Regions from separate parts of the Homo sapiens genome. Here region 1 is linked to region 2. A link is a contact called in ENCODE Hi-C or POLR2A ChIA-PET data. All regions are on one chromosome and are shown on one strand. The core of a region is the stretch at or near the end of the contact, and the rest is flanking DNA. Distances in the headings are between cores, read along the strand shown. Region 1 overlaps SYS1 (SYS1 golgi trafficking protein). Region 2 holds the start of SLPI (secretory leukocyte peptidase inhibitor).

Region 1 (4,067 bases), core at 1,363-3,862, 110 kb before region 2:
GCAGGGATTAAAACCCTCAGCTCCCTCTACTCCCTCCTGCCTCAATGCTATTTCTACCACCCTTTATTACTTTACAACAGAAAACCTTAAGACAGTGGTTTTTAATCTCTCCACAGAGGAGTTCTCTTGTACCTTGATTCCATCCCTACTCCTCTGCCCTAGGTCCCCAGGGCCCTACCTCTGAGACTCCGTGGTCCCTGGGCTGCCGGTACAAGGAGGTGTTGCATACCTGTGCACTGACTGCCTTCTGGGGCTGGCAGAAGGAAGCTACTCTGACCTGGGAGTTGCTGAGGAAGGAGTCCAAGGGGATTCCTGTCCAGGGGAGACTGTTTGAGCTGTGTACCCTCCAGGATGCTGGGAGTCCTGGAGCTTCCCATTGTACCCCCTGATGTCTGCTGGCTGCCATCGTGGCTCTCATTTGGCACTGATATGGACAGGGCTGCCTAGAGCGAGGGGTTAGAAGTACCCTCTGAGCCAGACATCCCTTTTTCCTTTCCTGTCCTCCTTTAAGGGTTATAAACTATTCTGACCATCAGCTATGTAGGAGTCTCCACTTTTCTCTCTGAATGGCCAGAGTTCAGGTGGTGGGTGGGAAAAAGGGAGGTCAACTTCAGACACCTGGAGAGTTAAGAGATATGCCAACTCAGTAGTGGGCTAGTACTCTCTTATCTAGGTACCTTCCTTTATCCTTTGGAAATAGATTTCCCACATTCCTAAGATCATCTGAAAATCTCTGGCCAATGCTGGGCACAGTGGCTCATGCCTGTAATCCCAGCACTTTGGGAGGCTGAGGCGGGTGGATCACTTGAGAGGCCAAGAGTTCGAGACCAGCCTGGCCAACATGATGAAACCCCGTCTCTATGAAAAATACAAAAATTAGCCAAGCATGATGGTGCCAACCTGTAATTCCAGCTACTTGGGAGGCTGAAGTATGAGCATTGCTTGAACCCAGGAAGCAGAGGTTGCAGTAAGCTGAGATTGGGCCACTGCATTCCAGCCTGGGTAATGAAGTCGGAGTGAAACTCTGTTTCAAAAAAAAAAAAGGCCAGTTGGGCTTGGTGGCTCACACCTGTAAAATCCCAGCACTTTGGGAGGCCGAGGCAGGTGGATCTCTTGAGCCCAGGAGTTCGAGACCAGCCTGGGCAAAGTGGCAAAGCCCTGTCTCTAAAAAAATAAAAATAAAAATAAAAATACAAAAATTAGCTGGGCGTGGTGGCATGTGCCTATAGTCCCAGCTACTTGGGGGGCTGCGGCAGGAGGATCATTGAGCCTGGGAGGTTGAGGCTATGATGAGCCAAGATCACACCAGTGCACTCCAGCCTGGGTGACAGAGTAAGACCCTGCCTCAAAAAAAAAAAAAAAAAAAAAAAAGGAAATCTCTGGCTATATTTAATGTACTGCATATCAGCTTTTCTTAGAAAGCTAGTAATGTTTATAAAGTACTATTCATCCTCGGTATTTAAAAAAATTGACAGGACAAGAAGATATGATTATAAGGTGATAAACTATTTAACCAGACTGTTTAGCCAGTCAGAACTTATACATCCCTAACTACTGACCTCTTCAAAATGAGCTTATTAATATCACTATTAGAGCCCAAATCCTGGCTCTGCCAGCTCCTAAAAAGTCACCTTGGGTAAGTTCCTTACAGCTCCCTCATCTGTAAGATACAGATGACGTTACTTCTTACTTCAGAGGGTTCTTGTGAAGATTTTGAAAAGAGACATAAAGCACTCAGCCCACACTGCTGGACACCTCTTAAGCACTCAATAGATGTTATTTATTATTAAAATGACAAACATGTCACTGCCATTGCCCTGCCCTCTCTGGAACTCAACTCTAAAAACTGCTTTTATTGTTACTTTAGAAATCATAAAAATCTCATTAAGGTCACATATTTTTGATCCCCAACTACCATGCAGCTCAGTCTCCATATTACTGAAAAAAAGTTTGGATCACGTGACTTTTGGCCATTTCTAAAAATCAAATTAACACTCAGGGGACAGAGATTTGTCATCACAGAAGATATGCAGAAAAATAGGCACAAGACCTTGAAGTGAATCCCAAAGAGGCGCTCCAACCACAGATGGAGTAACCACCACCACGGCTGGTCAAGGGTGACAGCAGCCACATGATGGGTGTTCTTTCAAAGTTAGTCACATGCCTGCAGTTTGTGTTGTCTAGAGGGAAATTGATTAACCCAGGGAAGGTCATCCCAGCTGGTCTTACCTCCTAGACCCTGCAGCCAGGATTACTGTGCCTCATTAACAAACTGCTTCCTTCCAACTTGGCCAAGGTACCATGAGTTACTGAGGTGCCTCACCCTAGAACCTTCCCAGTCTCTTCCCAGGCATATTTATTCCTAAATCTTCATCCTGTCAGCATCAACTCCCTACTCTGTAGGGCTGAGAGTCAGGAGGTCAGATGAGCTTCTCAGAGAGATAGCAAAACTCATTTGTGTTACCATAAACTCATTTGTGTTACTGACAGCTGAAAACTGACAGCTCTCTTGGGAAAGCTCTGAAGAAACCAAAGAGGAACAGTGAAGGTTTCAATGCGGAAGTGGGTCTAGACTGTGTGCCGCTCCATTGAACATGTTCAGAAATCACTAGCAAGTAGGAACGGAAACCCAAGAATTATGTGGTTCACCTGAGGCATAGCAGGGGACGCTGCAAGTGAAGGAGACAGGATGTAAGAGTTCCCTGCACTGAGTATTTTAACCAAATGGAGGAATGACTCTGGGGTCCAGGAAAGGGAGAAGGTGGCCTAATAATTCTTTAAAGTTCCCTTGCCTGGCTGCGCTGATCTCTCTCAATCTCAACCGTGGCATTACAAAGTAAGTGCAGGCAGAACCATGGAAAATACTGTATTTGTATACACAGGAAGGATAGCTGCAAGCCCCTCACAGAGGAAACTCCACCCCAAAGAAAAATCTTAGCAGCAAATTCCTATCTCCCTCAGCACTATCAGCACAGCCCAGGCCAGAAGGTTGGGCTTCTTGTCTCTGGGAACCCATCATACCCTTCCCGCCAAAGAATTCTAAATAAGGCAGGAAAAAAAATTGGAGTCCAGTGGGAGCTGGGTGCCTGGTCATTCCTAGAAGACAGGCAGTGTCTTTATGATGGTTAGACTTTGAGCAACGCTGGGATTCTTCTCTGGGTCCTATGGCCTGCTATGTTGAGAGCTGGCAGCAGGATGGGGACCTGGTAGAAGGAACTGGAAGAAAGTCATAGGTTCTTGGGTGCACATGAACGTGTGTATAACAGGGCACAGGTTGTGCATTTTCCTTGTGCTTGATGCCTCCATCTGCCATCCTCTCCCTGACAGCAGCCTAATACTTCACACCTACATTTCTTTCTGTGGCTCTGGATCCGGAAACCAAGCGTTTCTCCAACAGAACTGCTGTGATTCGGCAACACTGCAAAGGTAACTGCTGTGATTCGGCAACACTGCAAAGGTAACAGCTGTCCCAGGGGGGTAAGACAGATGACTAAAGAAGTGGTTTGCTCCAATCAGATATCCTTGATTTTTTTTCTCTCTTAAAACAACAGGCTGGTGACAGGTATTGTGGCTCAAGAGTGGCATGGTTCCAATTCTGTTATTACCCTCAAAGAGGTCCCCTTCCTGACCTCTCAGATACCAAGGCTTCAACAGACAGAGGTCATTCTTGCAGCTGTCATGCTGACTGCTACCTGCCTTCTTTGACAGGCCCTCACTATCTCTCCCAAACCAACAGAGACTTCACATTTCCAGGGTTCCTCTCAGATCTGGGCTGGACCTCATCTGGAGGGTCTGAGCAGCCCAAGGTGTTAAGGGGCCCAAGTGTCAGCAGGATGTCCAAAGGGCCTGATTCTAGACATTGGATTTAGGGGCTGAGTTGAGGGGTATCTCCTTGAGCTCCGTCCGCATGCACAGGTACTCCCCGATGACAGCCATGAGTGCAATGCACACGGCTTGGACCAGCCACCAGGTCAGCGCCGAGGGGAAACGGGAGCTGTAGAACCAGCAGCCCAGGAGGTGAAAGAAATGGACAGTGACAGTGAAATCCAGACACTGCTTTCCTCGCC
Region 2 (4,025 bases), core at 871-3,370:
TACCTCCAGGGTTCAAGTGATTCTCCTGCCTCAGCCTCCTGAGTAGCTGGGATTACAGGTGTGTGCCACACTGCCTGGCTAATTTTTGTATTTTTAGTGGAGATAGGGTTTCACCATGTTGGCCAGGCTGCTCTTGAACTCCTGACCTCAAGTGATCCGCCCACCTTGGTTTCCCAAAGTGCTAGGATTACAGGCATAAGCCACCGTGCCCAGCCCCTTTTCATTCTTTAAGAAATAAATATTTAGAAAACTCCAGATAATTTCTTGAGTGTGGCACTGAGGAAAATAGGAACAAACAGAGAGAGAGAGAGAGAGAGAGAACAGGAACTCTGTGAGAGAAATCAAATTATCCCCTGGGTGGTGGAAGTGAGAACAAAAATCTTGACCTGAGAGTGTCATTACCCATTGGTGGAAATCATAGCCTCCATTTCTCTCTTACCTACCCTACTAAGTACTCCAACTAAGAGTGAATGCACCTGGCTCATAGTAGTTACCTTGTGCATATTAATTTTCTTCCTTTTCTTTTTCCACCAAAATTTGACTGATGATTGATTATGTCCAAGTCTTCTGATCCACCAAAATTCAAACCATGGAGTGACTTTTGTATAAAGGGATCTGCTGCCAGTTGCCTGTTTGGTTGTGGAATACTTAAATACTTCATGTGGGGCCATCGCTACTTGATAATGAGTGGGTCTTTCATGTCTGTGGAAAGTTCCACAAACCTTCACCTTAGGAATGAATGGGAGAATTCCAAGCATGAAGATAATGAGTCAAGAGCTTGGAGTTTGTAGCTAGATGAGCTTTGGTTGAATTTTATTTTATTTTATTTTTTTAAGACAGGGTATCGCTCTGTCCCCCAAGCTGGAATGCAGTGGCACAATCATGGCTCACTGCAGCCTCAAACTCCTGGGCTAAAGCGATCCTCCTGGCTCAGCCTCCCAAGTAGCTGGGACTACAGGCATACGTACGTCATCATGCCTGGCTAATTTTTTACATTTTTTTGTAGAGATGGGGTCTCAATATGTGGCCAGGGCTGGTCTCAAACTCCTACTCTCAAGGAATCCATACACCTCAGCCTCCTGGGCAGCTGAGACAGCAAGTGTGCGACCCTACACTCAGCTATGGGCTGAATTTTAGAGATAATGGTCGCTCTCTTTATAATTAGAAGCAACCTATGCAGACTGGGTAGCAAATAGAATGGGTTTAATTTTTTGCTGTCATGTGAGATCTGTAAGGGATTTTGGGGAATTTTAGGAAGCAATCCTCTAAGATCTCAAATTATCTCACAGCTAAATGTAGATTACAGTGACTGATGAGCTGCTTTCCCCCTTTATCTCAGATTCATTTCAATTCTCTTTAGTGGGAAGGGATACTATTCATTTGTTCTTTTCATTCAGAGTCCCTTCATGCCCTTAATTTCATAACCCTCTGAGAAGGGCTGACTTGTTAGTATCATTTCATTTCACAGCTGAGACAACTGAGCTCCAGAGAGATTTGTGGAGAGCGGAGCTCTTCTTCAGCTTTCATTTGTGAGTGCTTTTCCTGTGTCAGGCACAGAACAGGCACTGGGGATATAACGGTGTAAATATTTCAGGGAACTAAGTATCAGTTGGTTGAACGAGCTGAACTTTTGAGAAAGAAACTGCATTGAGTAATCAGCAGAGTTTCACAATGCCTGAGAGTCCAGTAATGTGAGAATCAGAATTAGCAATGTGAGAATAGAATGTATTGCACAAAGTCTCAGCAGGGAGTCTGTGTCTGGTTTTAGTTCCAGGTCCGGGTAGCACCTTTGCAATTGACCACTTCTTCCCTCTCTCCACCTATAAGGCTAATGGCCTGGGATCTTGTGATGTTTAGGGCTCAGATGGACACTGAGATGGCCTCTTTAATCAACCAACTTCCCAGGCCAATCTCTTCCCTTTCTTTTCTGATAGTTGCTGTGTTGGCCTCATAGCCTTACCTGGCATAGGAAAGATAAACAATCTCCTTGGTGTCAGGATTTCTGGTCTCTGGCTACGTTTCCTGCTTATGCAATAGTAGCTGGGAGAGGCCGAAAGAATTCTGGTGGGGCCACACCCACTGGTGAAAGAATAAATAGTGAGGTTTGGCATTGGCCATCAGAGTCACTCCTGCCTTCACCATGAAGTCCAGCGGCCTCTTCCCCTTCCTGGTGCTGCTTGCCCTGGGAACTCTGGCACCTTGGGCTGTGGAAGGCTCTGGAAAGTGTAAGTTGGAGTCACTCTGGTCTAATCTGGGCTGCAGGGTCAGAGGTGGGGTCTCCTTGTGGTGTGGGTGTGTCCCCTTCTGTAGGCTCTGATCCCTCAGCTTAGTTTCGGGAGACCTCCCTGAGGGTGGAATACATGTCTGGCTGAGCTCCAAGGTTTGTGTGACAGTTTGAGCTTCTGGAAATGCTTCCTCTATGCAGCCATGCTGTCAGCCCAGGTCCCACTCTCTCTCTCTCTCTCTCTCTCTCTCTCTCTCTCTCATACTCCGCCTTCTTCTTCACCTGTCTGCGACTCTCAAATCATTAGTTTCTGACTCTGCTTCCTTGTGTCTTTGCTTCTGCTATTTTGTCTCTGTGCTTCTGCCTTGGGCTTTAGCTCTCAACTTCTCTCACACTGGTTCTATTTATCTTTGTTTACCTCTCTCCATCTCCATCACTCCCAGCCTTCCTCTCTGCCTTTGTGTAGCCTTGTTTTGCTCTTGGGTGGGAGGTCTTGACTAGAAGCCTGCTGCCCTTTTCTTGGGTGTGAAACGTCCCCTGTCCATTTGTCTAATTTAATCAAGCCCATCAATACACCTGGAGATCAGGCAGGCATGACCCTTTGGGCTTTGTGGACAGCTACTGAGGTAAGGGTCTCTCCCCCTCAAAAGTGGTGCTTTGTTCAGGAGGCATGATGGGTCCTCAGTACCCAGCCTCCTCCTGACCTCTTGACTTTCTCTTCAAAAGCCTTCAAAGCTGGAGTCTGTCCTCCTAAGAAATCTGCCCAGTGCCTTAGATACAAGAAACCTGAGTGCCAGAGTGACTGGCAGTGTCCAGGGAAGAAGAGATGTTGTCCTGACACTTGTGGCATCAAATGCCTGGATCCTGTTGACACCCCAAACCCAAGTAAGCAGGTCGGGGAACTGGGTAGAGAGGAGTGAGCCTGGGGACACAGCATTAGAGGGATGGAACTGGGTGATGGGTCCTGCCAGGCCTCCTTGTCAATCCGTCAGTGAGTCACACTGCCCTAAGCAGGAAGGTAGCCAGCAGCTGGTGAAGCAGCGGGCATTTAGATAGCCAGGTAGTTGGAAGCCTCCCACCTAGTCAGCACTGGGTGGCTGGCCACCTGCATCAATGGGGGGCCTGAAGTTCTAGGAGAGCCAGGTGCTATGTTTGGGGGCCGCCTTAGGGAGAAGGTGGTGGTGATAGAGGTGGGGAGGGGATGATCCCCCCTGCTGAAGCTGGAGCAGGGGCTCACTCTAAAAAGTGGGGATGGGAGGGGTTGTATAAAGTACAAGGCCTCTGACCGGTAGCCTCACTCTCACCCAGCAAGGAGGAAGCCTGGGAAGTGCCCAGTGACTTATGGCCAATGTTTGATGCTTAACCCCCCCAATTTCTGTGAGATGGATGGCCAGTGCAAGCGTGACTTGAAGTGTTGCATGGGCATGTGTGGGAAATCCTGCGTTTCCCCTGTGAAAGGTAAGCAGGGGATGAGGGCACACTGAGCTCCCTCCAGCCCTCTCAGCCTCAACCCTCTGGAGGCCCAGGCATATGGGCAGGGGGACTCCTGAACCCTACTCCAAGCACAGCCTCTGTCTGACTCCCTTGTCCTTCAAGAGAACTGTTCTCCAGGTCTCAGGGCCAGGATTTCCATAGGATCGCCTGTGGCTTTGATTCTATTCTAGTGTCTCTGGGTGGGGGTCCTGGGCAAGTGTCTTTCTGAGTCTCAGTTTCTTTATCGGTAAAATGTACATAATGAGATTGAAAGTGCTCTGCAAAGCACTATGTGCACTAAGAATTTATTATTCAGGTTGTTTCCATC

Evidence for each region. A loop is a pair of places that touch in the nucleus more often than their neighbours do. ChIA-PET counts read pairs that join two places held with the same protein, here RNA polymerase II (POLR2A). Pooled maps may share reads with other maps.
Region 1: a pooled map shows a loop between it and region 2 (3-fold over the local background). The contact joins the enhancer-like site here to the promoter of SLPI in region 2. A Hi-C loop is called at or near these places in 2 of 50 pooled maps. POLR2A ChIA-PET finds 5 or more read pairs at or near these places in 2 of 52 experiments (MCF 10A and PC-3).

The regions. Positions count from the first base shown.
Region 1 is chr20:45,366,901-45,370,967 of GRCh38, reverse strand. It overlaps SYS1 (SYS1 golgi trafficking protein), which reads right to left. Exons shown (of 4, transcript NM_033542.4): 4 at 1,759-4,067. The coding sequence ends at 3,853. The region is part of intron 3 of SYS1-DBNDD2 (SYS1-DBNDD2 readthrough (NMD candidate)); the gene reads right to left. Among named protein-coding and RNA genes, the nearest start is that of SYS1-DBNDD2, 5.8 kb to the right of the region's middle. RefSeq lists enhancers at 1,981-2,040, 2,701-2,750 and a silencer at 2,111-2,200. Within about 2 kb of position 2,612, at least 9 of the 41 ENCODE cell types and tissues checked have a DNase peak (open chromatin) inside an H3K27ac peak, as active enhancers do.
Region 2 is chr20:45,252,659-45,256,683 of GRCh38, reverse strand. SLPI (secretory leukocyte peptidase inhibitor) reads left to right here and starts at 2,120. Exons shown (of 4, transcript NM_003064.4): 1 at 2,120-2,225; 2 at 2,951-3,109; 3 at 3,533-3,682. The coding sequence starts at 2,141. The region is part of intron 2 of LOC105372630 (a long non-coding RNA gene); the gene reads right to left.